Regions from separate parts of the Homo sapiens genome. Here region 2 is linked to region 1. Evidence: chromatin loops called from intact Hi-C (ENCODE). Cell type or tissue: MCF 10A. All regions are shown on one strand. Links, peaks and the distances in the headings refer to the core of each region. The heading gives the core; the rest is flanking DNA.

Evidence for each region. A loop is a pair of places that touch in the nucleus more often than their neighbours do. Peaks named below come from ENCODE experiments on the same cell type or tissue, not always from the same donor. Only the 100,000 strongest peaks of a DNase experiment are listed, where the experiment ranks them.
Region 2: a loop joins it to region 1, with 14 times the contacts of the local background. A loop is called at or near these places in 7 of 110 quality-filtered maps.

The regions. Positions count from the first base shown.
Region 1 is chr2:149,551,986-149,567,797 of GRCh38, forward strand. No RefSeq gene overlaps it. Among named protein-coding and RNA genes, the nearest start is that of MMADHC-DT, 27 kb to the right of the region's middle. RefSeq lists a silencer at 4,470-4,764. In MCF 10A, for the core only: a CTCF peak has its summit at 9,548; no DNase peak of the experiment used is centred there.
Region 2 is chr2:149,078,911-149,095,302 of GRCh38, forward strand. All of the region lies in intron 1 of LYPD6B (LY6/PLAUR domain containing 6B), which reads left to right. Among named protein-coding and RNA genes, the nearest start is that of LYPD6B, 48 kb to the left of the region's middle. RefSeq lists an enhancer at 1,955-2,547. In MCF 10A, for the core only: a CTCF peak has its summit at 9,065 (motif pointing right); no DNase peak of the experiment used is centred there.

The DNA.
Region 1 (15,812 bases), core at 8,285-10,784:
TTTCATTTTTTTTTTTTTTAACAAATGCTGTTCTAACAGGTGAGAAGTGATATCCCATTGTGGTTTTCATTTGCATTTACCCAGTGACTAGTGATATTGAGCATTTTTTTTTCATGTAACTGTTGGCTATTCATTTGCATGCTTTCTTTTTTTTTTTTTTTTTTTTCAGCTCTTATTGTAGGTCCGGGAGTTACAAGTGCAGGTTTGTTACATGAATAAATAGTGTCGCTGAGGCTTAACCCTGTCACCAAGGTAGTGAGCATAGTGCCCGGTAGGCAGGCAGACTTCCAAGCCATCCCCCTTTCTCCCCTCCCACCTCTATTGTTCCCATCTTTGTGTCCATGTGTATTTAATATTCAGCTCCTACTTATAAGTGAGAACATGTGGTATTTAGTTTTCTTTTCCTGCATTAGTTCACTTAGGATAATGGCCTCCAGCTGCATCCATGTTGCGCAAAGGACATGATTTCATTCTTTTTTATGGCTGAGTAGGATTCTATGGTGTATGTGTACCACATTTTCTTTATCGAGTCCATCGGTGGGCATTGATGGGCATCTTGGTTGATTTCATATTTTTACTATTATGAATAGCACTGAAGTGAACATAGGAGTACATGTGTCTTTTGGGTAGCATGATCTATTTTCCTCTGAGTATATATCCAATAGAGGGATTGCTGGGTTGAATGGTAGTTCTGTGTTCCATTCTTTGGGAAATCTCCATACTGCTTTCCACAGTGGCCAAGCTAATTTATATTCCTACCAGCAATATATAAATGTTCCCTTTTCTCTGCAACCTTGCCAGCGTCTGTTATTTTTCAACTTTTTAATAATAGCCATTCTGATTGGTGTGACATAGTATCTCATGGTGCTTTTGATTTGCATTTCTTTAATGATTAGTGATGATTAGCATTTTTTCATCTTTTTATTGGTTGTGTGAATGTCTCCTTTTGAGAAGTGCCTGTTCATGAGCTTTGTAGGGCGGTGATTTCTAGACACATTCCATGGTGTTCTGGAAGTTCCCTTATTAAGGGAGCAGTGTGTAGTGTTATGGGGAACAGTGCAGGTTGTGGAGAAATAGAAGAGGCTTCAGACACTCTCCCATTGCTCAACCAATGCTTAATATAAGAATTTTTATTTGCTTATGCTCTTACGTAAGTATGTAAACAAAAGTTTTCAGGGCCAAAATGATTATAAACCACTGGAAGAAAAAGGAAGCTGTAAGATTTTGAAAAAGACAAAATCAGGTGCAATTTGAGGAAACTACTCTGAATTCCAGAATAGAGTATTAGTCTCCAATCTGAAGTGGCTGTTCCCCAAAGTATATTGGATTGAATGGGTTGTTGTCAACTGGCACCATCAGCTCCAGTATCTTCTGAGGCTGGGAAATACATTTCTTGGAATTGCCTTCTTAGTAGAGTAATGTTTTAGAGTTTTCTGAGGAGAGGAACTTGGGGAAATTTAGAAGGTAGAGGTGAAGCAAAAAGCATCATATGCAGAAGGTCCTGGGGTGCCCAGGGATGGTCCCGCACAGCAGTTTTCTGAGAATTCTGTAGGAGCTCCCACTTCACTGTCCTTATTTGTGGTCAGTTCTACTGCTTCTGAGACTTACCTGCAAACTCCAACTCAGCATTTCTACTTCAAGCTGAAGCTGTGTTTCTCTAGTCCTGACTCTCCCCTTCTAGACCCACCTGTGCTTCCTAGCTTCTCAGGTAAGCTGTAATTCTTCAATGACTCCTCCAATGCTTGTAGCATCCTTTATCTTGACAGTACACAGGATGATACATGTATGTGTCAAATAATTCATTGAATGGGGAAGATCATCTTAGAACTTCTATTTACGTTTATCTTTTAATCTGTCCATTTAAACATTTTTAATGTGTATAAACATCTTATTATATATATATAATAGCAAAAAAATGTGCATACTTATAAAGAAATCAATGTGCAGGTATGGAGGTGTGTGCTCAATGTTTTCACTCACAGGGGTGTGAAGTTTTAAAAGTTTGGAGAATAGTGGTAGAAAAATGACCTTGGGAGGGAGGACAAAACTGAAGACAAAACATTCCATCCGTAGGCTATTACAGAAGTAGTACTGGAGAGAATTTATGAGCATCTGAAGTAAGGCAGTGGCAGGGGCAGTCCTGATGAAAGTGGTATTTAGGATGTTAAATAATAGGAAGCAGCAACTGATAGATCACCTTTTGAGGAGTCAAAGAGAAGGACACTTTACACAGCTTCTATGCTTGCAGTTTAGCTGCTCCCATTCACAGTGCAAAGGCTGCTGAGTTTTTTATTTGTTCTTCCCAGGTCAACAATTTAGAAAAGCAGCCAGTCCACCAAAACCAAGTAAGGTTTATCTCAGGAACGTGAGGGATGATATGAGAAAAACACTCTCTCAAATCTATCTTATAAGAACCTTAAAAGAAAATGATTCTAGGAGCAAAAGCTAATTTTCTACCCAAATTTTGTCTTGGCTTTTAAGTTGGCTTGGCCCAGAAATGGCTTACATCACCACCACCACTTTTTTTTCCTCACACTCTTTCTGCTCCTATCAGTCGAATGTAGACAACAATAAGGACTTAGGAGTTAATACGGATACAAGGTGGAAGGAGTCTGGGTCCCCGAATTACCTTCTGGAGGAGAGCCACCTGCCTTTCTGTAATATGACTAAGAAGTAAGACTTCCATTCTGTTGGACGCCAAAATATATATCAGTGTAAGCCAATATAGCTGTGTAGTCTACCTTAAATATGACAGGGATTATTATAATAGGAGCCCCAAAGTATGCAATAATAGTAAATAATCATTGCTGATACAAACTTGTGGAAAACAGTTACTTTCTTAACAAGAGGTCCATGGACTTCCAGGGGGTCCATGAACAGAATAAAATTTGGTTGGAAAGAAAATTACATTTTTATTTTGGCATTCCTTTCCATTATGAACACAGGCAACAAATCAAGTGTTATTGGCAGTTCTTGTGACTTGTCACCAATAGAAAACACAGATTTTTCCCCATCATATTACAGCTGTTGCAGATATCTCATAAGGTCATTTCTCCTTGTCACTAATTCAAAATTATAGCAGCATTAGACTGCTGTTCAATTTTGTAATTTAATGCATTAATAAAAAGTATATATGTCACAAACTTTAAAAATGTTTTGACAAATGTGTTTCAAAATAATTGAGTTTTTAGTAACTATATATATTTTATGCATTTAAAAACATAATTCTGAAAAGGGGCCCATGGCATAAAAAAGGCTAAGGGCCCCTGAAAGATATTTTTTCAATGTAGCAAAGAATAGCTAATGTAAACAAGAGTTGCTGCTTCCAAATTTTATATTTCTAGTTTGAATAATAACTAAGATGTAATAAAGAAACAGAATTATAACAGTTAAAAAACTCATAGTATTTCTTAAGTGCCAGAATAATATTAAATAATTTGTAATAATATAATATGATAAAATAACAAAAATTAAAAAAAACCTGTGCATATCTGTGTATGTTTGGACATATGCACATACATGTTTGTAACCTTTTTTATTGAGGGCAACCATAGCCATTATACCCATTAAGACTTCTTTTGGGATGTTTCTTTCTAATTCATTCGTACAATCACTTTATAAATAGTAGAATTCAAGTTAAAGTATTTACAATATTCTTGAGCTTCACCAAACCATATAAGCAGGTGTTAATAGCCACTTTATTCAGGAATCATGCTGGGGATTGCAATACTAAAATTTTTAATTTCGTCTAAATTTTATTAGCCTAAAAATATACTAGTGCACTTTTTCTAAATCCAGAATTCAAAGGCTTCTTGAACTTTTAGTTTTCAAACGTAGGAGAACATACTCTGAGCCACCTGCCATATAAAGACTTGTATTATCAAGCCTTTTCATTTATGACTGTGGGATACCTAAAAAAATCATTTATCAAAATCACTTTAAATCATGTTCCAATCACTTCCTTATAATCAACAGGCCCACCCTTCAATAAAATATCCAAAAGCCATTTCCAAAAGTGAGAAGCTTGACCAGTGATTTTCATGAAGCAGTAGGGCATGAAAGATTGGAACTTTCATATGAAAAAGACTTGAGTTTGGATTCCTAGTCCATTACTTAGAAATGTTGTGAGCTTAAATAATTTACTTATTTTTTTCTGAGTTTCGATTTCCTCCTCAGGAACTGGAGATACTATCACTTATCCCATACTGTTTTTATGACTATTAAATGAGATACAGTACTTCTGTAAATTTTAACAGTAAATGCATGTGAAAAAATGGTTAATTTCCAATCTCCTACTGACCGTAAATGGAATCATGACAATAGATGTGAACAGTTTGACTTTTGCGAAGACCTAGCAAAATCTCTATGGAGGGAACTATTTTGCACTAATGTAGGACTTTTAAAAACTTGGCTTTTTAAACACACAGTATCTGTCACTACAAATACTGATATTTTGAAGACCTGTGTTCTCTCACAGTGTATGTATATAAGTTTTTAAACTATTGAGGTGGAATTCTGTTGGATACAGTGTTTGCATGTTGAGTTTTGAGGTACTGCACACTTCGCCAACAGGAAACCATTTCAAATGCCAATAAAAACTTTCCAAAAAAAAACATCTCTGGGCATGTAATGGCTGATTAAGTCTAAAGCAGTGAATTCTGTGATTACTTAACACACTATCTGTGTATGTACAGCTAGTAGGAGTGCTCCATTTATTTGTTTTGGATGTGATGAATTGTTTGTGATGGTATTACTTTTCCAAAGTTGTGGTGAGATTAAATACTAAAGTGTTCTGCCAAATACATGTCCTCTTGAAGATGTTTGTATTATAATTTTAGGAAAATATATTTGGGGGTAATTTTTACTGTTTAGTTGTCCACAAAATTTGTACACATTCAGAGGTCAGATAATAAGAACAGCTAAAATTTACTGACCTCTTCCACAGGAATAGTAAGAAATGGCTTGCATATGTCATCCCTCCTAAACCTTAAATCTTCTCATGAGATGGGTATTAACAGAAGTGGAACTTGCCCAAGGTCAGAAAACTTGTAAATAGCACAACTGAGATCCAGACTCAGGAGTTTTTTTCCAAACCCCAGTCTCTTAACCACGATGCTGTACAGTCCTTTGATTTTGGATGAGTATCTGGATAACTGAACTAGTCATGATATTTCATGCATGTTGTAATGTTGAGAAATTTCAGAATCCTAAAACAGTTGTTAAAGGTTGGAACATAAGAATGAGCATGAAAATATTATAAGCGACTTGATTTCCTAGAACCAAATGGAAATTAAAATAGTACATGATCACGTAGCAAATTATTAGCATACATCAGAGAACAAAAGATAAGCAGAGCATAACTGCTGAGAGGTATGATGACAAAGCCTGTCAAAACTCTTTCCAATGGGTCTGAAAATCTTTATTGTTTTGATCCCACCCCTACCACACCCTCTCTCCTGAGCTGTGGAAGATCGGTGGGTTAAATTCTATCATCAAATGCAATAATGGAGTTTCAAATATTCAAGTTGAGTGAGGTATGCTTGTCATTCAACTTTACATCCTCTATCCTGACTACTCTCTGAATTCTAGGTTCCCAACTCTAAGTATATGCAGATATTCACCACCATTTTAACTTTACCACATAAATGTAAGAGGGCTATATGCTGCAAACTAGTACTTGGTAGTGAGACCACCAGGCTAGGCATTAGGGTCCAAGGCCCAATTGCTTGTGTTCCAGTCCTGGCTCTGCCATTCAATATCCATGCGACTTTAAACTCATCACCTGGCCTCTCTCTGCTTCAGGTTTCTGATCCATGAAATGGGAATAATAATACTTATTTCATGGGGTTGTTATGAAGATTATATGCATTATGTATAAAGCACTTAGCTAAGTGCTGGGCACAGTAAGCACGATGAAAATGTTGGCTTGTTACTATTATTACCAGTGCTATTATTATTATTATTCTTTTAGTCATCCATGTTGAAAACTGCAGTCTTTTGTTTGGATTGCTGGAAGTGGGATTGGACAGCAAGACCTAGGGAGCAGTCAGTTCCTGCTTTAATTTCTACTTTGGAATATTTATTTCATTCTTACGGCCACCACCCTAATTTAGGCCTCTATTACCTTTGAGTTACCCCATTACAACAGTAGTCTTTTTGTTGCCAGTTACTTTTTGCCTACAGTTTATATCCTATACCACCAGGAGATCTATCTTTCCAAAAGTTGATTTAATCGAATTATTCTTCTGCTTGAAAACCTTCAATGTTTAATGCTATAGCATATCGGTGAATTCCTTATTCTGGAACTAAAAATTCCTTCAATCTAGCCCCAAGGTGTCTTTCTAGCCTCATTTCCCAAGTCCTTGCAGTCAAGGAAACTCTAGGTAAACCAGTCCACTCTCTTGTGTTAGTCTCATGTTTTAGCTCCTGGAATATCCTCTGCTCACTATTCAAATCCCGCCTGCCTTTCAAGGGCCAGCTGAGATTTCCTCTCCTCCAAGAGTCTCTAGACATGCCATAAGCTCTACGACTTGGAGCAGACATGAAGTATGTCAGCATCAAACGTCAAACTTTACTAATTCAGAGTGGACGTATATTGGATATGATTAAGTAAAAAGCAAAGGAAAGGTGTAGAGTTTGAGAAAACCTCTGTGAATCATAAAATTTTAAATGATTTAATTATTTTTATACCGTGTTAGTCCGTTTGGGCTGGTTTGACAGAATACCACAAACTGGGTAATTTATAGTTAGAGGTAAACTTGAACAATTTGGGTTTGAACTGCCCGGGTCCACTCATATTCAGATTTCCTTCTGCCTCTGCCACCCCTGAGACAGCAAGAACAATCCCTCCTCTACCTCCTCCTCCTCAGCCTTCTCAACATGAAGACAATGAGGATGAAGACCTTCATGAGGAGCCCCTTCCACTTAATAAAGAGTAAATATATTTTCTCTTCTTCATGATTTTTTTTTTAACATTTTCTTTTCTCTAGTTTATTTCCCAGCACTTTGGGAGGCCTAGGCGGCGGATCACGAGGTCAGGAGATCGAGACTATCCTGGCTAACATGGTGAAACCCCGTCTCTACTAAAAATACAAAAAGTAGCCGGGCGTGGTGGCAAGTGCCTGTAGTCCGAGCTCCTCAGGAGGCTGAGGCAGGAGAATGGCGTGAACCCAGGAGGCTGAGGCAGGAGAATGGCGTGAACCCAGGAGGCGGAGCTTGCAGTGAGCTGAGATCGCGCCACTGCACTCCAGCCCAAGGAAAAAAAAAATTCAGAATGTAATACATTTAACATACAAAATATGTTAACTACTCATGTTGCCAACAAGGCTTCCAGTCAACAGTAGGCTGTCAGTAGTTCAGTTTCTGGGGAGTCAAAAGTTATATGTGGATTTTTGACTCAGCCTGGGGTTGGGGTGGTCGGCACCCCTAATCCCCCTCTTGAACTGTAATAGAAATTTCTCACTGTTCAGGGTGCTGGCAGATGGGGTGTGTGGTAAGGGCTCTTTCTCTGCTTCCAAGATGGTGCTTTGTTGCTGCACCGTCTGCAGGGATGAACAGTGTCCTCACATGGCAAAGGGAGGGAAGGGTAGAAGGGTCAAGGCGCTCTCTGAAAAGGGCATTAATCCCATTCACAAGGCAGAGTCCTCATAACTTAATCACTCTCCCAAAGGCTCCACCTCTTAATATTACCAACTTGGTGTTTGAGTTCCCACCTATGAATTTTGGAGGGACAGGTACATTAAAACCATACAGCGATGGCAGGCAATGATAGAAGTAGCAAAGGGCTTGCTGTAATCTATTTTAATAAGTAGAAGGCATTGTGTACAACAGAATGCCTGACATAATTGTTCAAGATCAAATTAATAGCCCCATCATCTCAAGTATCTATGCTGCTATGTGACAGATGCATTCCTAGGAAATCTTGCATGATAAAAAAAAATTAATAGACCAAACAGGAATTTTAAATGCATACCATTATTGTTTCTGAAGAAATTTCAATAATAAAGGTGCTTTCTTATACCCGTAAGTGTATAACTATGAAACCTAAATATTAATGAGCAAATATAGTATTTTATCATATCAAAAGACCTTTCTTTATTAGTCCTGGCACTACCACTAGCCAGAACTTCTTGCCATTTATATAATCACCGATACAATAAATGGAGCAGAGCTGCTCAAATAAAGAGTACAATGAGTTTCCCTTTTCAGAGTGGAGAAGCTTCCTAATTAAGACTGCATTGCAAATACATTACCATGTAATGCAAATTGATGGAATTATAAAAGTCTATACTGTAATTAAAAATTTTTTTCATAAAAAATAAAATGTTAAAGTCACTTACCTGAATTATCAGAAATTGCCAATTAGACAAGAAGTAGTTCATGGACTAAGACCCAGAAAAGCTGTATTCTAGATTTGCCAATTCTAACCTTGGGCAAATCATTAAACTTTTCAAGGCTTGAGTTTTCTCATCCAAGAAATAAAGGGCAGGACTAGACAATTTTTAAGACCTCCCAAATCAATATTTTTATACTCTTTTATTTTTCTTGTCTACAAGGCTATTATTTGTGTGAAGTTATGTTACTTACTTACTTTGACCTTGAAGTTCAATGTGTCTATTCCCACATAACTTTTCAAATAATTAGAATATAATTTCTTAATATTAAAATAATTATAAATCTTGAGTTTTCTTTTACTATTCACAAGACACTTTGGATTTTGCCATGGTCTGTTCTAAATACTGCATAGTAACATGACAAAATTGAATTGGTTCATTTTTTCATGCAGTTTCTCTGCATTTCACATAGTATGTTTTTAATGACTCTGTAACACCATAATACATTACTACACTTCTAAAGTTCAATAGTTTACCCTTACTAATTTTTTGCTTTCATGTCAGAGCCACACTCCCCCCCCGCTTTTTTTTTTTTTTTGGCAGGAATGGAGGCACTAAATAATTGCTTAACAACTAAAAATTAATTTTAAATCTCAGATCATGTCGGATCTTTTGACTAAACACAGTACTCCCAATTCCAGGATTTCTTGACTGCGTGCTGGTGAGAAAGAATTTGACCATCTCACACCAGGTCTTTTTGCTGCCTCTTGCCTTATTTCCCTAAGTGCCTAGGAGTGCTCCCTTATCTTTCTTCTGATTCAAGACACTAGATTGTATTGTGACACAGATTGATACTTTTCTAGAAACTCACAATTTTAAAAATGATAAAAATTACATGTATAATGATTGAACAACATGACCCTGCATCAGGCATTCATTTTCTATTTCATAGCTCAAGTAATGGCATCTAGGAAATAGCACTAGAAAAAAATGCTAGTTTCTAAAAAGTCAAAACAATGAAGTAATTATCAATGTACAGGAACTTTTCTTTCTAAATGGTTTACATTTCAAACATGCAGAATTGATAAGGTAATTTTTTTTTTCTTGGCCAAACTACAAGCCTCAAATTTGAGGAATTTCAAGGTAATTAAATGGTGCCACCTATTGGCCAAATGTATCACTGCAGCCTATCTTTTTAAATATAGAGGATGTTCAATAAAGTTGGCAAAATCCTAAGTGCAAAATTAGAGGTTCTTATCCATTTGAGACAGTCACATTTGTGAATAAATTTTAATGCAATATTTTAAATTAGATAACATATCTCAAATATATAGCTATTTTGTTGTTAGAAGGTTTGTCCACAAGGGGGGTGTGTGTGTGTATGTATGAATAAGAAATACATATATATGCTCATGAAAAGGACACTCATTGTAGCATTAGGTTATTTTTCACTCTGAAATGGAGGGGCATACTGGAAAAGCTAATAGCTAAAGGCAATCCTGGACTTACAATAGCTCTTTCTGCTGGTTGGGACTAAACAGTACCTACAACACTGGGGATCTAGTATTGGAAATGACTGTAATAGTTTTTTCATACAACTTATGGAATTAGTTAATCTCAGTGATTTTCAGTTATCCTTCATAATACAGTATCAGAAAAGGGGTTCTCATAGTAGGCTTCTACAGAGTCTTTAACTTGCCCATGAAAATAAATGTCACTTTAAAATGAAAGCCAGAATTAATTTAAGAAGCAGGCCACGAGTTCTGGTAGCCCTAAAGAATAAACTGCTTCTTTTTTGCTTTATTGTGACTCTCCTAATTTGTTGAGAGGAATATTAGTTGTATCTCTATTTTAGATTCCATGACCAACTTGCAGGTTTTTTTTTTCAATATGCTAAAATATTTTTTGCTTCTTAGAGACACTGTCTTGAATTAACATGGACTTTTGGCTAATCTACATAAAACTACACTGTAGGTTAACCTACATTTATTCTAAAAAAACTGTAACATAAATAGAGAGCAATCTAGAAGCCAAGTGCTCATTCATTTGAGATTAATTGCCTCTTCAGATCACTAATTCATGCTCCAGTGTCCCAGGAGAGTTATTTCCCATGAGTGACCACTTGACTCAGAAGGTATTTTAACTCATCCAGGCTTCGTACAGGACAAATCTTATTACTGTAACTTAGTTACACGGCCATAAACATAGTTTCCCTTTCTCTTTCTCAGCTTGTTTACTTAGTACCAGAAGAAAGTCTCCTCTGTGACCACTGGTGACTTAACTCAGTTTGAATGGGCACAAATCCAGCAACTGACAACATTGTGTGACACTGAAAATTGAGTTCATATTATTTAAAATAACTTTAAACAAGGGTAAATGAAGTCACATTCACTGTAAGCAAACAAGGAATAGACCTCATGTCCTTCTGCAATCAAAAAGGGATGTGAAAAATAAAATTCTTATAAAATTGTTGTTGATTTCAATGTCGAAGATCTTAGTCACAAATTTAAAACAAACAGGAGAGATAAAATAGCAATTAATGAACAGTAACCATGAACCTTCAAAGGCAACAACCTGAAATTATAAACTGATGAGCCATGGAGGCACTATTTAACCCGGGAAGTGCTGCTTTTCTAGGGTGCTCAAAGCTTGTACTCTTTTTGGCTTTAGTATTTTTTTTAATTTTGAGTCCCTCTACAATTTTACCATTAAAAATAACTGTCATTTGATAGCAATGTTGTCATTCACACAGTCACCAGATTCAGCAAATATAAAAAGGAAGACACTAAGATAAATTTGAATTTCAGATACAAATTTTTTTTTAGTATATGTACTATTCAATATTTGGGAGACAGGCAGTGTATTTCATTAAATATACTATCACAATTGTGCTGATAAAATAGTGCTACAATTGTAAAACAGGTTAAACTAGTCTGAAACTATGGTCATGCATATCTTAACTACGGGGATATGTTCTGAGAAATGGGTAGTTAGGAGACTTCATCATTGTGTGAATATCAAGAGTGTACAAAACCTGGATTGTATAACCTACTATACACCTGGGTTCTAATAGTATAGGCTATTGCTCCTAGGCTAAAAACCTGTACAGCATGTTACTGTACTGAATACTGTAGGCAACTGTAACACAATGTTTTTGTGTATCTAAACATAGAAAAGTACAGTAAAAATAGGACTACTATCATATTTGTGGTCCAACCTTGACAGAAACGTTGTTATATGGTGCATGACTTCAATTAAAGATCTCTACACCAGGTTTTTGGATTAAAGCGGATACATGACAAAGCTCCAGTTTGACCTCAACAAATCTAGATTTACTCTTCTGAATCATCATTAAGTTGATCAGCATCTAATTCACATCTATTACTGAACATCTATGTGACAGGAACTGTGCTCAACCATTCTTCCTGTAACAAAACTGGACTTCCTGGCAGGCACTTGTTCGTGAAGTCTGTGACAAGGATGACTTTAAACTATTTAAAAACTACTAAAAATTAAATTTGTAGCAAAATGGCATATACAGCTACAACATAAGCTATGAGTACAAACCAGTGTTTAAAAAGTTTAATACCTATTTTTGTACTACTGAATTGCCACTCATTTTAAATAGAGTGGCAATTTAATGACACAAAATCTTTATACTAGGAGATGTAAGAAGTTGTAACTTAAATATAATCCTATCTACATAAAATTAAAGCAATTAGAGACTCTATTTTTATATAGAACGAGATCAAAGCAGATTATAGCATTGCAACCCTACCTGTTTAGTCTATTTTCATTTAAAGGAAACAAAGTTAGTGACTATGCCATTTCATATAAATACACTGTGCCCAAAATGCAACATTTCATGAAATAACTGAAACAGTGAAAGAACTGTTAGATTGATTGAGAGGAAATCTACATGGATGACTCAATGTTAGAAACCCTAAGCATGATTTAACTATCCAAGGATTAAGAGGTTCTGGGAAAACTCTTAAAAGCTCTTGGCAAAAATGATCATGCTATAAATAATGTAAACCATGTCTAATAACAGTAAGAAAAATAAAATGCTTTGAAAACTTGTTTTATATAATGTAAGCATTAATGTATAATTAAAACTCTAGCTAAACGTTTAAAAAGAAAATAATTTTGCTTCAAAATTTCCTTTACCTATAAATTTTAGTTCCTTTTTAAAAACTGGACTCAGTTTAAGGGCCCTTTGCTGGCATCATTTATTTTTGAATAGGTTCTCCCACTATTTTAAGAGTGGATTTGATTGTATTTTTAAAAACTTTATTGGAGTATACTACACATACAAAAAAGTGCACCTAAGTTTGTACAACTGAATTCATCATGTGGTCAATACTCAAATTCAGAAAAACATAACAGAACACAAAACATTACCAACATTCCAGAATCCTTTTTGTCCTTTCTTCCAGTCAATTCTTCCTTTCCCAAGGGTAAGCACTATCCTGACTTGTAGCAGCATAGTTGTGTTTTTGTATTTCATATTAATAGAATTACATAGGATGTACTACTGCGTCTGGCTTCTTTGGTATATTGTTTATTACTTTCATCCATTTTGTTGCTAGTTATAAAGCATTTATTCTCATTATTATATAGTATCCCATTACGTGAATGTGACACAACTGAATTGACAAAAATAATTCTAGTGTGCATTTGAGTAGTTTCTTACTTTTGGTTATTTAGCACCGGTATAGACTTTTACATGAGTAAACATCTTTTGGTGAATATATACATACATAAACACACACACACACACATATATGCATTTCCGGTTGGTCTATACCTCAGAGTGAAAGTGCCAGGTCCTAGGGCACATTGAGCCTTAGAACTGTCAGTTTTCCAAAGTATTTATACCACTTTACATTCCCATCAACAGAATTTTAGGTTGTTCTACATCTATAACTTGGTGTATTTATTTTTTCATTTTTCATTCTGGTAGAGATGTAGTAGTGGTATCGCATTGTAGGTTTAATTTACATTTCTGATGATTAATGAAGTATGGCACCTTACCGTGTTTACCGACCATTTGAGTATCTTTCTTTGTAAATGTTTATTTTTCTGGTGGTTATTTGTTTACTGATTTTAGGAGTCTTTATATATTTTGAATACAAGCTGTTTATTGGATATGTATATTGCCAGATTGTTGAGTATGTATTTATCTTTAACTCTGCTAGCTGCCTTCTCCTTCATGATGTCTTTTGATGAATTAAGAGTTCTTAGTTGTTTTTTGTTTTTGTTTTTTGAGACAGTTTCGCTATCATTGCCCAGGCTGGAGTGCAATGGCATGATCTCAGCTCACCGCAACCTCCGCCTCCCAGGTTCAAGCGATTCTCCTGTCTCCTGGGTAGCTGGGATTACAGCACCACCACGCCCGGCTAATTTTTTCTATTTTTAGTAGAGACGGGGTTTCTCCATGTTGGTCAGGCTGGTCTTGAATTCCCAACCTCAGGTGATCCGCCAGCCTCGGCCTCCCAAAGTGCTGGCATTACAGGTGTGAGCCATGGCGCCTGGCCAAGGGTTCTTACTTTTAACATGATCCAATTAATCATTTTTCCCTTTATATGATTATGTTGTATTCTCTTAAAAACAAATCTTTGTCTACTCCAAAGCACAAAGATTTTTTTTCCCCCTAGAAGCTTTAACCTTTCAAATTTAGACTTGGAATCAATTTAGAATTTTGATGTATGTGTCATGTAAAAGTAAAAATACATTTTTCTATATGAATATCCAATTGACCCAGCAATATATACTGAAAAGATCCTTCTTTTCTCACTGCACTGCAGTGTCACCTCTGTGATCAATCAAGTGACCACTTATGTGCTTTTTATAGTAGTGACATGGTTTTAACTGATTATAATTTCCAGTAATGAATGGAAGACAAATGCTCAAAGTCTCAAAAAACAAAAAATGCTCAAAGCCTTAAGTCTACATAATTAAGTTACAGTTTACATGTATTCTAAGAGGGCAATGAAAACCCTATGAAAAACTTTAAAATATCCTGGTTAGGAATGAGAGGATAACAGGAAAGTTATTACTGCATATTCAATGGTGTGTTTAAGTTAGTAGGAAATTGGGTCCTTACTTTCCAAGTATGGGAGGCAAGATTTAAGACAAAAAAATATAAAGGAACTGTGTACAAAATCGTGTGGTGGAGACCAAGTACTATATAAATTAAGGAAAAGACCAGTGAGGGATGAAGAGCCAGGAAAGGTTTCATAGAGGAAGTGTGACTCAAATCCTTGAATTGATTTAGGCCTGATTAGGTCTCTCTTAATGCAAAATATTAGAGCCTTCATTCTTTTCTATAGCTCCTTAATACATTAAATAGATTAGCAAATCTTACTCTTATTTCCTTAGATGCCTCTAATCCACCAACTATTACTGAGTTTTAGGACCGACCAGAGGTTCTAACCCTGAATGCACACTGAAACACCTGGGAAACCCTTAAAAAGTACTTAGGTCCAAACCTCATCAGACTAATGATATCAATATGTGGGTGTGAGGCCAACTCATCAGTACTAAATGCCCTCAGGGGATCTAAATGTACAGTTAAAGTTGAGGACTTTGAATCAGTGGTTCTCAACCCCAGTGATAAAGTTGTCAGATAAAATTCAGAACACCTGGTTAAATTTGACTTCTGATAAGTATTTTGTCCCATAGGAGAAATATAGCAATAACGGAAGACATTTTTGTCATAACCATGGCTTGCTGTTGGTATCTAATAAGCAGAAACTAGGGAATGCTGCTAAACTTCCTACAATGTCTAGGAGAGCCCACACAACAAAGACTGGTTCAAGACGTCAATAGTGCAGAAGTGGATAAACCCTCCTTGTGACAACAGTCACAAGGAGAATATAGAGTTGGAACTAAAAAGAGAGTTTTGTTCAAATGTAAGGACTAGGTTGATATTACAAGTAACAGAAGCCCAAGAAAGACATGAAGGTTTTAAACTTGAAGCTAGAGAACTATTGTTTGAAGTCTAGCATTCTATAATTGAATTTTTAGATACATGTTTCAGTAAATTTTCAAAGAAACTAAAAGCACATAGCGTTCAATGTAATGAATTCCTAAGTTTATGAAGTGGCAGCATTATCAGTTAACCCAAAAGTTCTTTCACTTTAAATTCTGCAACTCTTTGATATTTTTAATCAGACACTTAATAGACTTCTTGATTATGACCATGAAGTGAATATAGAAAAGAAATATATATAACTAATGGACTCTTGGCCAAGTCCCAGTGCTGGGTCTTAACACTAGCTGTGTGACCTGATGCAAATGCTCCTGTTTCCCATTTTGTCTACCATAAAATGAGGAATGTGGATGACATGATCTGAAAGATCTCTTTCAGCATTTAATTTCTATGTGCTTGATAAATTTTCATCTATGTAACCAGCATCCAAGAACAAAAATTCCTAAGTTCTTGTGAAAACATAACTTTAACAAATAAACTTTTAT
Region 2 (16,392 bases), core at 7,990-10,489, 470 kb before region 1:
GGCAGAGGATCACTTGAGCCCAGGGGTTTGAGGATGCAGTGAGCTATGATCATGCCACTGCACTCCAGCCTGGGGCAACAGAGTGAGATCCTGTCTTTTTTTTTTTTTTAAATGCTTATTTAAAATGCCATTACTTACTTAGTAAAATGCCATTTCTATTCAAATTAAAAAAAAAAAAAAGACCAGCAAATATTACCATGGTGTGAATTACCTCTGAAGTCTAGTTTGTGAGCTCAACTCTAAGCTCTGTGAGGGCGGGGCTGGTGTCTGTTTTGTTCTCCAAGGGTCTAACTTTGGACTGGTATCCAGCTTATGGCAGGTACTTAGTTAATGTCTCTCAAATGAGAGCATTTCTGTTTCATAAAATGTAACTCTAGCTGTACTGTTCTGGCTAATACTAAATCGAATCTAGATGTTACTATGTTTAATGTAATTTGGACTTCTGCCATACCTGATCCATAATAACCAGAGATCAATTCATAAAATCCTAACATAAAATCTAACATTGATCACTTTTAGAGGTTCCTTTTTATTTTCTGTGGCTGCATTTGAAATGGACACTGTCGTGCAAGGTTTTTGCTGGACTGCTGTTTTTGGAAGACAGTGTAGATTAATTCTATATTAAAGTTCAGAAGTGATTCCGAACTACCAGCCACCCTTGAAGTCTCATTACTTATTAAAATGCCATTTCTATTCGTATTCTCTTTTTTTTCTTGCCTCATTTTCAGTAACTACATTCTTTTTAGCAGATTCAGGCGTTTGAAGAATAATTCATTCTCGCAGTGGGAATTACAAGTCTATGGGGGAAGGTGTGCTGGTGTTGGCTTAGATTTCTAGGGTTAGAAGGCATCTTCCGGGATGTGCTTTAGCCCCCAGAGTTCCCTTTAGACAGGAGCATCTTAAACCAACCCACCCAGAGGGGTTAGCAGACCTCCGGAAAAGGGGATTTTGTCATTTCTTTCATTCTCGCAACCTTTTGTAACAAAATTTATCTCATTCCTGAATTCTAAACTGGGTGGCTTTGTGATCTAAGGCAATCTGCTTTATTTATCTGCACTTCTTTCCCGATTTCTGAGATAAGGATAGCACCGCTTTGTTTACCAACATTGCCAAAGGGGACTATGTAAGTATATTTTTGTTAAGAGTTGCCATAACAGAGTAACAAACTGGTGGCTTAAGCAACAGAAATTTATCATCTCACTGTTCTGGATGCTAGACTGAAATCAAGGTGATGGCAAGGCTGGGCTCGCTTGAAGGCACTAAGGAAGGAACTGTTCCAGGCCTCTCTCCTGGCTTCTGGTACTTCCTATGCTTGTGGCCGCATAACTTTATAACTTGTGGTGTTCTCCCTGTGTGTGTGTCTGTGTCTGAATTTACCCTTCTGTGAGGCCACCAGTCGTGTTGGATCAGTGCCCATCCTACTCCAGTATGACCTCATTTAACTAATTACATCTGCAATGGACCTGTTTCCAAATTCTGATGAGGTACTGAGGGTTACAACTATAACATGTACATTTTGTGGGGGGAGCACAATTTAATCTATAACAGTAGGCAAGAAGGTCACATAGAATTGGGAGGTCTGATGTAGCAGGCTGTTCTATTTCTCTCAAGTTCTCTATTCTTTCTCACTTTTAAGAATCCAGTATATTAGCTGGGGGTGGTGGCTCACGCCTGTAATCCCAGCACTTTGGGAGGCCAAGGTGGGCGGATCACCTGAGGTCAGGAGTTTGAGACCAGCCTGGACAACATGGTGAAACCCCGACTCTACTAAAAGTACAAAAATCAGCCAGGTGTGGTGGCGTGCACCTGTAGTACCAGCTACTAGGGAGACTGAGACAGGAGAATGGCTTGAACCTGGGAGGTGGAGGTTGCAGTGAGCCAAGATCGTGCCACTGCACTCCAGCCTGGGTAACAGAGCAAGACTCTATCTCAAAAAAAAAAAAAAAAAAAAAAAAAACCACACAAAAAAATTCAGTATATTAGGCAATGCCAACCTAGGACACAGATTTGTTGTCTGACTGGGATCCTGTTTATAAAGAGTAGATGGGAGTTAACTTATATGAAGTCAGTTTAAGTCATGATGTCCTTGCATAGGACGTTTGTAACCTCTAGGTCCTTTCCTGAATTTAGTTGCTACTGTGGAAAGGTGACTGGATCTGGGCCTGGTGCTGTAAACAGATGCAGACAGTTGGCTCTGTCAGAGGACTGCTGGGCCTTGTTTGTTTACTGACTTCTTGAGATCTCAGATAGAAGACATAATAGAAGATCAAAGGCCTTTGTAATTACTTCCCCTAGTAATTGTTGCTAATGCCTGCAGGGTTATTTGTAAGGCTGTGGCAGGGGCTGTGTCTAATTTCACTTTACATACAGACTAGATGTTGGTTCCCAATTGCCTTGAGCTCTTCACTTTCTTTAAGTTGATGATTTTAGGTAATACCACCATTTCTGAGGTTGTTTCAGAAACAGAAGTCAGAGTTCTCTTGGTGTAGGGATATTAAATTGTTTTCATATTTTGAATTAAACTTTTATTGAAGTATAGATCTGGAAATTTAATCTAGATATTACTGATATTTAATGTAAAGCTCGTTGGCTGAGCCTGCTTGGGTACAGCCAAAATTCAGGCCTCCCTTACAACCCCATTGCCTGTAGGAAACAAGGAACTCAGTGTGTGGAACAGCTTTCTGTGTATAGATAGAGGCATACAGTTTAATGAGTTCTCACACAGAACGTATCTGGATCAAGAAACAGAACCTGACCAGCAAGCCTCTCTGTCATGCCCTTCCTGATCCCTACACCCTCCTCACTATTCTGAAGTCTATCAGCATCAAGTTTTTTTGTTTGATTTGGATTTTATGTACACATTTTAAAACACATTTAATTTTTTTTAGCTAAAAAATTAAATAAATATCATATAGCCCTAGAGTATGTACTTTTTAGTGTCTGACTTCTTTAGGTCAACATTATATGAGGCTTCACCCATGTTGTTGCCTATAGTGAGAGTTCATTTATCCCAATGGTTGTATGGTATTCCAGTGAAGACTTCCTGTTTGAGTAATGCAAAATCCTGTCTTCTATGTAGGTATTGTGTAGTGAAGTACTGGAGTCACTTTCCACATGGTTTCCCACACTTCTTTTTTACACATGTTCATGTTGCTGCTCTCACAGATTCAAATGCCTAACTTCCTCGATGTTTGCAGGTTTCCCCACCCCACTTTATTCTCTCCCCATGGGATATTTGAAGCTTATTTTCTCCCCCTTAATATCTGTCTGCTGTAACTCTGAGCAGGGAAACATCTGGTTAAGTCTTTTGAACTTTCTGACATTAATGTGAAAAGAGAGATATGAGCACTGGCAAAATGGCCGATTAGGGAGGCCCTGGGAGGAACAGCTGGATTAGGTCATAGATCTTCACCTCTCCTGCTTTCACTGCCATGATAGACAAAACCTACGTCAGGAAGCAAGCTGTGATTTTGACTGTGATATATTCTTTCTCATGATAAATGATTATAGATGCCTAGACATGCAAGAATTTGAAAGGGGCTTGCATTAATGGTTTTTAGGAGAGAAATAGAGAAGTTCTTCCCACCCCCAGTACCAATTCCTGCTTTTTCTAGCAAAGATGACTTAGCATTCTGAATGTAAATTTTATTGCAATTTTTTTTGCCTTTGCCGACAGTGTTTTCCATTCAGTACTTGATAGTATTACTTAGTGATACTATGGTAAAGATTAACCCCATCTGGAAATCCATGAATTACGGTAAATGTGAGGCACTTAGAATGGTGTCTGGCATGTAATGAGTACTGAAGAACTGTGGTTGGCACTGTTATTATTTGAAATCATTTGGGGCTCCTCTTGTGGCAGTGGAGGGCCCAGGCTGGGTGGACTTCCATTGTGTGGTTAATAATCACGATGTAGTAAGGCAGCTGGAAAAGCTTGTCAGCGGAACCTGACTGGGTACAGCCATAATTCAGGCCTCCCTTTCTACCCCATTGCCTGTAGGAAATAAGGAATTCAGGGTGTGGAACAGCTTTCTCACTGACTCCCTGGCTGCACCTGGGTGTGCCTCTGGACAGGAAACCTGATGCCAGCATGGAGAGCAGATGCTCCTGCTGTCAGATAATGAAGCCAACGCAAAAATCCACGTCTCCAGGCTAAAGTCTGGAGAGGCTGAATAAAGTACCCTTGAATGGGAATAAAATGTCACAGGGGGGCATACCTGCAGAGCAGTTTCTAAAAAAGGAAAGCGCTTCATGCATACCATGGCCGTGTGCTGCAGCAGCATACAGTTAGCATTTTGCTGTGTCTGCTCTTCTGTCTCGCTCTCTAAGTTTCAGACATCATAGCATTTCACCCCTAAATACTTGAGATGCATCGCCTGAGGACATTCTCCCTACATTACCATAATGCAATATTGTACCTAAGAAAGTTTACAATGATTCTGTTTCACACTTATCTAATAATATCTAGCACATTTTCGAATTTCCCTGCTTATTTGAAAACATCTTATAGCTTTTTTCCAACACTGGGATAAAATCAAGATTCATGCATTGCATTTGGTTATTCTTCTTTAAGCAGTAACAGTCTCTACACCTTCTTTTTGAACTTTTTGAAGAGTCTAGCCTAGCTGTTTTAAAGAACGCCCCACATTATGGGTTTCTTGATGGTTTCTTTGCATGTCATTTACTTGTTTCTCTATCCTTTGTATTTCCTGTAAACTGGAAGCTAGGTTTACAGGCGTGAGTAGATTCAGGTTAAACATTTTTTGCCAAAGCTACTTCATAGGTGATGCTGTGAAGTTCGTATGGCACGATGTGCTGCTGTCTCAATATTACTGATGTTGAGCTGATGACTAGTGGATCTTTCCGCTGTAGAAGTACACTTTAGGCCGGGTGCAGTGGCTCATGTCTGTAATCTCAGCAGTTTGGGAGGCCAAGGAGGGTGGATCACAAGGTCAGCAGTTCGAGACCATCCTGGCTAACACGGTGAAACCCTGTGTCTACTAAAATAAAAAAACAAAAAACAACAAAGAACAAAAACAAAACAAACAAAAAAAAACCGGGCGTAGTGGCATGCGCCTGTAGTCCCAGCTGAGGCAGGAGAATCACTTGAACCAGGAGGCAGAGGTTGCAGTGAGCCAAGATTGCACTGCTGCACTCCTGCCTGGGCGACAGAGCGAGACTCCATCTCAAAAATAAAATAAAATAAAATAAAACACTTTTAATTGCAGTTAGTAATAGTTTGTGGGGTGATATTTTGCAAAGTGCAAATATGCTGTTTCCCAACAACTTTCCAACCCTGTTTTTAAGTTTCCTTTGAGTCAATTAGCCTGTATTAGCTACTCCACTAGAGTTGCAAAATTAAGATTTTGTAATTCTTTCACTCCTTCTACCTTGAGTTACTGGCATTCCTCTGTAAAGAAGAGTTTTCCTCACTCATCCTTTTTCTGAGTATCACTATGGAGTCATGATTTTTATTTATTTAATATTTATGACAGTTACAGGCATTATTATTTTTGACACTCTACTTGTCCTTCAAATTGAGCCCCTGTGACAAACAGTGCCTTGTTTTCTGGCACCATCACATGTCCTGGGCTCATCTTACACATTTCCATCCCAGGCCTGAAATCAGTTGTTACTCCAAGAATCCCTGGGTATATTTTGTGGAGAATGCATTAAGAAACCCAGATGTAGATGCCAGGTAGGCTTGTTGCTAGCAGGAGTCATTATAGGTTTGTTCAATGGACAGAGGTAGGAAATATATTTTTAAAAAACATGAGTTCATTCATATTTTAAAATCTAAGATTTTACGAGGAATGTTCAGATTAATAAGGACATTCTGTTGACCTGTGGTGTTATGTGAGCTGTTCCTTCTGCATCTTTTCCCCTCTTAGTCCACCTTTCCCATAGACTCTTAGCCTTGTCTGCCCTTGAGTTTCTTCTGTGATTCATTTTGTCTCAAAGTTAGTTGTGGAATTCTTGGTTCTCAAAGTCAGCCTAACTGTGATTTAGTGTTAGTGACTGGGAAAGAGTAGCCACAGACAGACAAGGATACCAACTCCAGAAGAAGTACAGACTAGATCTCAAGGATATGGGAGGCAACAACAGCAAAAACAACAAAAATTGCTTACCAGTTAGTATGTGCCAGCCAGCATCTCACGCTCTCTGAGCTGTTCGTGCATTGATCCTCTTGGCCACCCTCTGACACAGGTGCTGATGTGTCATACTCCCCATACCGATGAGAAAGCTGAGCCACCGTGAGGTTGTCCATTGCCCAGTTACACATCTCAGACTTGCCAGAGCTGGGCTTGCAAACAGGCCATCTGTGTTTGCAGTCCATGGGCCTAACCCCACATGTTCGTGCCCTTCAGTATCCCCAGAGAGCATGCCTTTGTGTGGCCTGCTGTTCATCTCTTTATGTGCCAGGTCCATCTGCTACCTGTCCTTTTCACCCTGCGTTGGTGGCAATGCCCTTGCAGTAGGAACCCAAACCCAAAACTCCAAAGAAATGAAGGGAAGACTTTGGCCCCCTGCCGAGTGGGAAGGGGTGGCTTAATAGAATTGTTTATTTTTTTCCAGTTTTGACTTTTCTTTGGGGTTTCTTTTGCCTTTGAGGAAGTTGAGTTAGGTAATTGACAAGTTCTGCTTGCATAAGAGTTGAGTCCTTTAAAGTAGTTTCTTAACTGTTGGCAACAAGCTTAAAGACTGGAATGTCCCAGCAATGGGCTGTGGATGTGGAGAGTTAGTTCTCTTTAAGAATCAACATTCTTTGAGCCAGTTATAACATTGTAGAATTTAAGAAAGAATTTGGTGATGAATAAATATTGCTAAAGTGAAGAGGAGACTGAAGAATTCTTCTAGTAACTTGTATGTTAAGGTAACTTTTCTTAATAAGTTTTTGTGTGATTTGAAGCGTTATCCTTTCTCCAACTTTTCTATCACTAATATGGAAGAAGAATGATCACAGACTAGTAGGAGAGGATGGGAAGGCGCCCTTTGCTCAGAAGGCTGATCAGTGAGGACTGGGATTACCTGCAAGAAGAAGTTAGGCTATCAATGCCTCAATTACTAAAGGCAACAGGAGAAAGGTGCATTAAAAACAACTCCATCAAAATCCAGAGCATTGCCAGGCGGAAGGCTCAGCCTTTTCAATGCATGGATGCACTTTTGATGAAGTGTTTTGACCAGGATGGAATACAGCCCATTTTCTTCTTCCAAAATCAAAGGTTTCTAGAATGTACTCCCCCACTGCTGTACACATAAACACTTCCCCAATGTGCATTCATGCCAGTGTAAAACAGCCTATCAACATTTGCATACATTTCATAATAATAAAATCAAAGGAGGCTACATCTAGAAAAAAGAAAGCAGCCATCCATTCTTCCCCTGATCAGAAAGGCAAGGAGAAGAGTGGGCTGGTCTTTGGACTTGTGGATATTGGGTCTCGTTTCATAGCAGCCTTCACCTCCCCAGTCCTCATCCTGCTCTTCCAGACTGAAGAAGGGAGAAGGAGCTGCAGGAAGTTGAGCAGCCGTGGTCCCATGAGCTTCAAAGTATCACAAAGAGATAATTTTAAATCTGGTGCTACTCTCTCCTTCCTTTTGCTGAGTCTTACTCCAGGGTGTCAACTTTGAGCAAGGCTGGCCTCCCATCAGAGCCAGGACAAAGGGTAAGGGGTGATACGCTGTCCTAGGGAAGGTATTGGAAGAACAAAGACAGCTTCCCTTTTTTCTATGGGGAGGTGTATTAGTTTGCTAGAGCTGCCATGGCAAAATATCACAGACCCAGTGCCCTAAACAATAAAAATTTATTTTTTCACAATTCTGAGGCTGGGAGTCCAAGATTAAGGTGATGGCAGGGTCGGTTTCCTCTGAGGGCTGTGAGGGAGGGATCTCTTCCAGGCCTCTCTCCCAGGCTTCCACATGGCTGTCTTTTCTCTGTGTCTTCACATCAACTTCTCTCTGAAACCATCTGTGTCCAAATTTTCTTTTTGTTAAATAAGGATATCCGCCATCTTGCATTAAAGCCTACTCTAATGAGTTTGTTTTAATGTAATTACCCGTTAAAGACCCTATCTCCTCTTAATGAAGTAAGAAGGTATTTTTTTTTTTAAAAAAACCCTATCTCCAAATACAGTTATATTCTGAGGCACTTGGGTATTAGGACTTCAACATGTGAATTTTGGGGGCATACAATCAGCTCATAACAGGAGCTAAAGAAACATATCCTATTCTTTGTTTCAAATATTAAAAATCATGAATACACTTGTAACGTTACACTGTTAAAAGCAAGTTTCCTAAACAGTGCTCTGGTGTGCCACTTTCCCTTCTCCCTTCCCCTGAAGAAAAGTATCAGAAATAAGAAGAGCAATCGTAAAGTTAAGGAGTCATCTATAATAATTGAGTTTAGTGAGAAAAAAATACCTCATGCTCTCCTTTTCTTCTGCAATTTTTTAGATTTTTACGTATGTAAAGGAAGCAGTCATTAAATATTCTTTAATAGTTGTAATATGGTTGAGTTTGACGGCTCATGCCTGTAATCCCAGTGCTTTGGGAGGCTGAGGCAGGAGGATTGCTTGAACCTAGAAGTTCAAGGCTGCAGTGAGCTGTAATTATGTCGCCGCACTCTAGCCTGGGCAACAGAGTGTGACTGTCTAAAAAAAAAAATTATTCTTCTCCAACAGGCAGATTGTGTATTTGTTGTGCAAATTCTACCATATCTGAGGCACTTTGCCAGAATTTTGCCCACCTACTAACAGGTACTCACAGTTACTTGGTGCAGCTAGCAGAATCGGGACCTGGTGCACCAAGGAAATTCTATAGCCTCTCAGCCTAGCCCACCTGCATCAGAATCAAATGCAATGCTCTAAAATATGTTCATCCCTGGGCCCTATGCCGTGCATCTACTGAATCAGAGCCTATGTAAACAGAGTCCAGGAATTTGCATTTTCAACATGTGCCTCAGGAGTTTTTAGGCAAATGAAATTTGAAAATTACTGCTTTATTGGCAGGGTTTATAATTCTGGGCCACCACTAGGGGGTAACGCTCATCTCACATCTCTCTTTGCAGGTAAAGAATTTAGTGCTCTGGTTTCTGGTCCCTTTCAACTCCCATCCACATTCGGCCTTCATAAACACAGGATTCGTATCTCCTTGCTCCCTCCCCTCCAGTAACCCCCTCCTGTTGCTCCCCCCACCCAACTTTATGTCCCCTACTGTCCACTGTTGGAATTGTTATGTTCTCTGTGGGTGTCAAGTATGTCCCAAGCTTCTTCTCTGTGATGGTGAGTGGCTTCTAGAACCTTCTAAGACATCTAGAAAACAGACTAACCTATAACTCTCTCAGAGGTTTTCTTTGAACTGTTTAGGATTTAGGGATGTTTTCTTAATTGCTTGTGATCTGTGTTTTCAGTGTAGGCTAGGGTACAACAATCCAGAATATAGTTAGGCTGGCAGGGGGAGGAAAACCCAAACAGATACCTTCATATCATACATGTTCTTTTGTCCAAGTGTTTTGATTTTCTAGTTTCAAAATTTAGTTATGGGAACGTGTGGCTGTCTTCTTAATTTGGTTGCTTCTTTCTTCTTTGGACCAAGGATTACCTGGAAAGTGCTGCTCTCCAGGAGCAAGTCCCAGCCACACTGTCTTTTCTCCTGCCTCTTGCTGGTGATGCCCATTCCACTTTTAATGGTGTAGGTACACAATAATTTCTGCACAGCTCTACCACATGACAGCCCTCCTAAAAGTTTATCACAAAGGAATTCTAAGCACATACAATAACATTCAATGAAATTTAAATGCAATAATAAGAGATTTAGTGGTAGGACCATTGTGCAATGACTAAACAAAACGTTGTGGCATTGACAACTTAGAGGATTTTTGCAGTAGTATTTAACTTTGTTAGGGCCAAGAGACACAGGAGAAATAAAGTTTGTGAAATTCTCCTGTTAAAGGTTTCATAAAATACACAATTTGAGCCTTTGAGAAGAAAAGGGGAGACAGTACTCCCCTTTTAGTGGGGGCTAAAAGCACAGTTTTTGGAATGAAGACTGGACAGAGCTACCACATACTTCCTTTTGAAGAGTTCTCAAACACTCAGTTTCCTCTTCCTCAAAATGATGATAATATTAGTACCCAATGTAATGAGGATGAAAAGATAGAATACATGTAAAGTGTGTAGTATAGTGCCTAGTGTACTATAGATGAATTTGTGTGCAAGTTCAGACTTCTGTGAATGTTATTTTTCAATATTGAAAGAGTCATTTGACATGTGGTGGAACATGAAAGAGTGTTTCAAACATGGATGAACATTCCAGGAAATTAGTTCATCTTCTGTTGTATAGAAATCTATGGTGAGTCAAAGTTGGGGTTGACTAACCTATTTGATTTCACATTAGAAGGGGCCAGTTGGCATGCTGGGTTAAGGATGGGGAGGCTGCTTCTGGATGCAGTGGGAAGTGCTGGGATTAGCTGGGTCTGCAGGTTCTGGAGGGATGATTGGTAACATACATTCCATGCATTTGCCAGCCCTCTACTCTATCTCATAGCTAAGCTCTTTAATCTAGTAATGTTTTCTTCCATTCCTTTTTATGCTTAATATGGACAAAAGAATCTGTAAAATAGTTAAAATACTCAAATCTGATGTTAACATATTTTCAGGGATGATCAATTCATACTCTGTGTATTTATTGTTTGAAAATATTATGCTTCAATGGATATGGTAGAAAATTTAAGGAAAGCATTCATTTTAAATAAATAGAGGAAGTAAATTTCTGACAGCTTCTTTTGTCTATTAACAATTCCTGGTTTTCTGTGTACTGGTTGGTTTTAATTGTTGCTGTGCAGTCTTGTTCATCCTGTAGCTGTAAGGCATTTTAAAGTATTTATTTCAAAATATTTCAATGGTTCAATAAAAAAGCATTAACAAAGTAAATCTATTTAAAAATCAAAACTGCTTAATTGTGCAGAGGCTGGGTGGGTGAGTGTTTGGAACATTGTTATTGCAGCCAAATGTTTATTTTTCACAGCTGTGGTACAAATCTTGGCCCTCTGTGCTCAGATCTTACCTCACGTTCTTCCTCTATTAAATGCATCTAAGAGTGTGTGATGGGGATGGAGACAACCTATTCTGGGAACCCAAAATCTATGGCTCTGCATTGATTTCTGTATTGGAAGGGTCAGTAAATTTTGTATTTCTCTCTGTGTGTCTTTCCATTACTTTACTGCAGTGAGGATTTTGTGTCATCACGAGATGTTGAATTAATGATAGCAGGTGATATCCTTAAGAAAGACTTTGTATTTCAGAAATATGTGAATTCATCTTTTGAAGGGCATAAATCCAGCTTAACCATGAACATAATATAGACTTACATACAATTATATTCCCTTTTTGGCAAGTGGACTGATTTTCCAAGAATGGTTCCGATATAATTTTCAACTGAACAGAGGGTCATGGTGACTTACATGGCAGAATGAAATCAATGTGCACTTAAATAATACAATTGAATCAGCTTTTCTGGATCACTCCATTCCATTTTAGAATTCTTTTCTTTGGGCTCAGGAGAGAGAGGTCAGAGGTATTCATAGAATGTTAGGGAATGATCTTTATTAATATTGTCAATACTCTTAGCCTGTTCCTCCAGGATTGTTCATGTTAAACCAGACTTACCAAAGTTCTGTTTATAAGAATTACATAAATGGAGATATATAATATCTTTTAGTTATTTTGAATGAATGCCACTTTTCTTAAAAAAAAACCTCAGACTCCTAGGGGTGATAACTCAGGCAGAGGACCCAAAGATATTGGTTACATTAAGCAAATAGAAGGGTCTTAAATCTTTAAAAACTTGATATAAGAGCAATAAGCATTTGTCTTTATTCACTTAATTATTTAACAGATTTCTACTAAGTGACAGGCATTGATCATTTTGAAATCACAAGGGTATAAAACCACAGCATTTGGCAATGTTGTTCGTTAAGCATAGAAAGAGCTACAACAGTGATTCACATGCACACTTTTCCCATGAGTTTTGTGTGGTTACTTTTTTTTGAATTTGTTCTGGTCCATTCAAATTATTCTGAAAATACGTGAGTGCCCTGCATTAAAAACAATGTTCAAAGTGTGATTATACACAGACTAAAGTAGGTCTCACTTCTTGATGTCTTATGTCTATTAAGATAGAATGCAGTAGCATTAGCTTTGGGGGAACTCTTGATTTACACTGAACTTTGCAATAAAATGAAACCTTATCAGATATATTTTCATGTGTATAATTCTGTTTATTCTATTTTGTTGCTGCCTCTGTGAAATCGGGGTTTTGGATCTAAGTAAAGGACCTAAATGAAATGAAGGACTTTACTTTTGTCTTTATTTTAATATATATAAATTTATGTGTAAAGATTACATAAAATAAAAAGGTTATGTATAAAGATTGAAAGAGATTATATATAAAGATTATTTATATAGAATACATATATATTTATATATATAAAGAGTGAAGATTTGGACCATTATTCTAGCCTATTGAGAGCCTTCAGATCTTGCTCTGGAATACCACATTTATTTTACTCTCTTAGTGTCAGGTCTTTGGTATTTTTTAATAACCATGCCAACAAAGTCCTCATTCATATTTCTGAGTAGGACAAATCCAAGGACAAAGTAATGAACAATACCTCTCACTACTTCCCTTGGGTTTATATTCATCATGATTGGCATTCTTTTTTTTTTTAAGTAGGTACAAATCTGCAAATCTACCTAAGTATACTACAGTCCAGTTTATATTCTTCTTGTCATCAACTTATTTATCCATCATTCCACCCATAAACCAATCAACATTTATGAGATGTCTCCTGTGAATCACATACTGTGCCACTTTTTGAAATAAAATGTAGAGAAGTTACAGGCCTTTGTAGAAGAGAAAGTGGCATAAAAGGATAATTTTAAGATATGTGACAAATTTAAGCCAGTTTTGAGGACTACTGCTATAGATATAATTTATTTAAGATGGAGGTTTTCTGGCAAGGTGGGATGTGATTCTATGGGAATCTGGGCTGCTGGTGATAGTTCTTGTGAACAACTGTGTTGTCCAGATTGGGCTGCGGGTGGAAGGGTGGGTGGGGAGTGTGGGAAGGAAGGAGAGGAAGAGAGAGGGAGAGAGTACAAGCCTAATAGACTGGGAGAAATGTAGCTATCAGAGGAGTAGAGGTCTTAATATGTGTCAGGGCGGAGAGTGAGAAAGCTGGAAAGATAGGAAATGGGGATTGGTGGTTGTGATTGTGGTGATGGGGGGGGAATTTTAGATGTCAAAGATGAAGACAGGGTTTAATGTGTGGATAGGGGAGACGATGGAAGAGCTGGAGGGGAAGTGGAAGTCTCAGCATTGAGGATGTAGAATAATTATTATGCAGGGGTGCTGAGTAGGCTCTGTGAATGTGGTGAGAGTTGCCTTAGACTTGGGATGTCATGAAGACCACAGGCCAGGTATCAGTGAGTATGTGGAAGTGACTAGGCGATCTTTATAAAACAAGACAGGCGTAAAATCTGGAAGTAGCCCAAGGAGTAACATATTCACATCTGAGACAGAGATTGTGAGTTGACTTTCCATATCTGCTCTTCCTTAAAAATATAAGCATAATTTTTAGCTGAGCACATGGCCACCCAGAGCAAGACTACATTTCTCAGACCACCTTGCAACTAGTGTGACCATGTGACTAAATTCTGTCTAATAGAGTATAAGTGGATGTGGCACATGCACCTGACACAAAGCCTCCTTAAAGAGAGAAAAAACAAGCCCTTTGTCTTCTTGCTAACTTCAATATGTTTATGCTCTCTTGTAAAGTGACAGCCTTCTTGTACCATGAGGCAGAGGGCCCTGCTCAGGATGGTGGACCAGTAAGATAACAGTAACCTGGGTTCCTCCTGAGTTTGTGAAGCCCACCTCAAGGTATTTTTTATTTTTATGTGTGAGAGAAATACATTGTCTTATCTTCTAAAGCCATTGCTATCTTGGGGATTCTGTCACTCACAGACAGACTAATCCACATGTCTTGGATTGGGAGGAGGGAATAGTTGGCATCAGCAGGGGAATAGGCAATATCTCTAACAGGCAGTCAGATTTCAGTTTAAGTCAGAAGTTGGAAACAGTATTCTGAGAAGAGCTATAGATGCTTAAGGGCTGTTTGACCTGGAACAAGGCTGTCAGAAGGTACAGTGGAAAGGTTTGGAGGGCAGGGAGCAGAGGAAGACAGTTGCCAGGGAGAACAAGGATGAGGAAGAGCGTTTGGGAATGCATAGGTAGGAATTTACATTTTTGGCAACGATCAAAGGAGTGGGGATGTGTCGCATTGGTGGTGGAGGCTAGTCTCCAAGATTCAAGCAGATGTTTGATGTAGTTTGTATTGGTCCAGATGCATATGTGGAGGAAAGGCCTGTTGGTGCTGGAGCCAGGGCAGGAATAGGCCCTGGTCTAAAGGGACCCCACAATAAACTGTCAGATGTCCTGCAAGTATTTCCATTAATAAGACTGGGCACAGTATTCGAAAAGGAAGTAAGAGTAGTCTACTGTCCATCATTCTGAGACAATCCATGGTGGTTTCTGATGATTTTTACGTTTCTCTAAGTGCCCATGGGCCATCTCTTTAAACATCAAATTCAGGAATTTTCCTTTGGATTTGAGATTTTGAGCTGTACTTGTTCACTATCTGGACAGAACTGGGTCTCTTTATTACCTATTTCTACATATATGTTCCAGCATCACATTGTCTTCATTACCTGTGATCGTTAGAAACAATTTGTGGTTTTCTGTTCCCCCTAGAATTTTCTTCTGCATTTCTTGCATATATTCAGAATCTGCATTTTATTTTGCTTATTCAGCTCTTATCTTTGAATAATCTGATTTTTTTTCCAATTTATGATGGTTACTTTAAATTATTTTCTCACATTTACTCCCAGCTCTTCTACCAGTTTGGTGATGCATTCGCTTCTTCATCTGTAATTCTTATTAACACTTTGAAACTCCTTTACATCAATTTTGTCTTTATAATTATAATGGAACAAGAGTTTTCTTGACTTTTCTTTTTTGGTTCCTGATGTATTCCAATAGAATATGACTTTGATATTATGGAATGGATAGAAAGTGGTGGAACAAGAAATGGATAAATAAGCATAGTATAATAAATGAGAAGAGTTTCTCCAGCAAAGAAGAAAATAATTATCTACTTAATTTTTGGTACTGGTTTAATTATTTTTGGTCCCTATGTATGAATGAATAGACATAATAAATAGTTTATAGAGTAAAACTTTTGTTTCCTTTCTAAATGCTTAAGAAAGGATTCGACTATCGGCATGCAATTTTACTAAATAAATGTGAGTGAATGACATAGGAATGATTGAACTCTGGAAAAAATTTGAAAAATTGAACAAAGCCTTGTAACTTAGTTTCTGGAATGCCAGGGACATGATATAATCTTGGGGAAAACATTGTGTGCATAAAGATCATAATTAGATTTGCTAAACCAAGTATCTAAAGGATTGGCTGAAAAATCCTCCTGAACCCCAGGCTGGTGGAAATGAACAGGTCGTCGGGAGACTGCTGCCCTGTGGTTAACCACTTAGGGATTAGGTTCTGGATGTGGTGCCTGTTAGAGCAGTAGAGTAATTATGCATTTCCTGTAAGACTGGGATTCTTGAGAGCATTCATTAGCTCTTAGACAGATTCTTCTCTGTGAAGAAGAATAAACAAAAATAGATTTTACTTTAAAAATATTTAAAACTAAATAGTTATAGAAAATATGAACCTAAGCACCATTAGCATTCCCAAATTTCATTTCTCATCCTTGTCAATAGATAGATCTGACTTGTTACTCAAAATCCCTGCCATATTGTGGCTGCTTTGTATGCTTGGCATTGCTTTGCTTCTTATCAAAGGAATTTTAAGGAGGATGAGGCATGTATGAAATAGCAACTCCAACAGTTGCTATCAAAACAATAAGAAATTATTGTTGTATCATTATTCTGGCTTGTCATGGAATTTTTAATGTTTAAGAATTTTGATTTTACAAGCTTATGGCATGGAAACCATAGTTAATATATTAAAATAAAGGTGGCCGGGAGTGGTGGCTCACGCCTGTAATCAATCCCAGCACTTTGGGAGGTCGAGGTGGGTGGATCACCTGAGGTCAGGAGTTCGTAACCAGCCTGGCCAACATGGTGAAACCTCGTCTCTACTAAAAATATAAAAATTAGCCGGGGATGGTGGCAGGTGCCTGTAATCTCAGCTACTCAGGAGGCTGAGGCGAGAGAATCGCTTGAACCCGGGAGGCAGAGGTTGCAGTGAGCTGAGATTGCGTCATTGCACTCCAGCCTGAGAAACAAGAGCAAAACTCCATATTTAAATA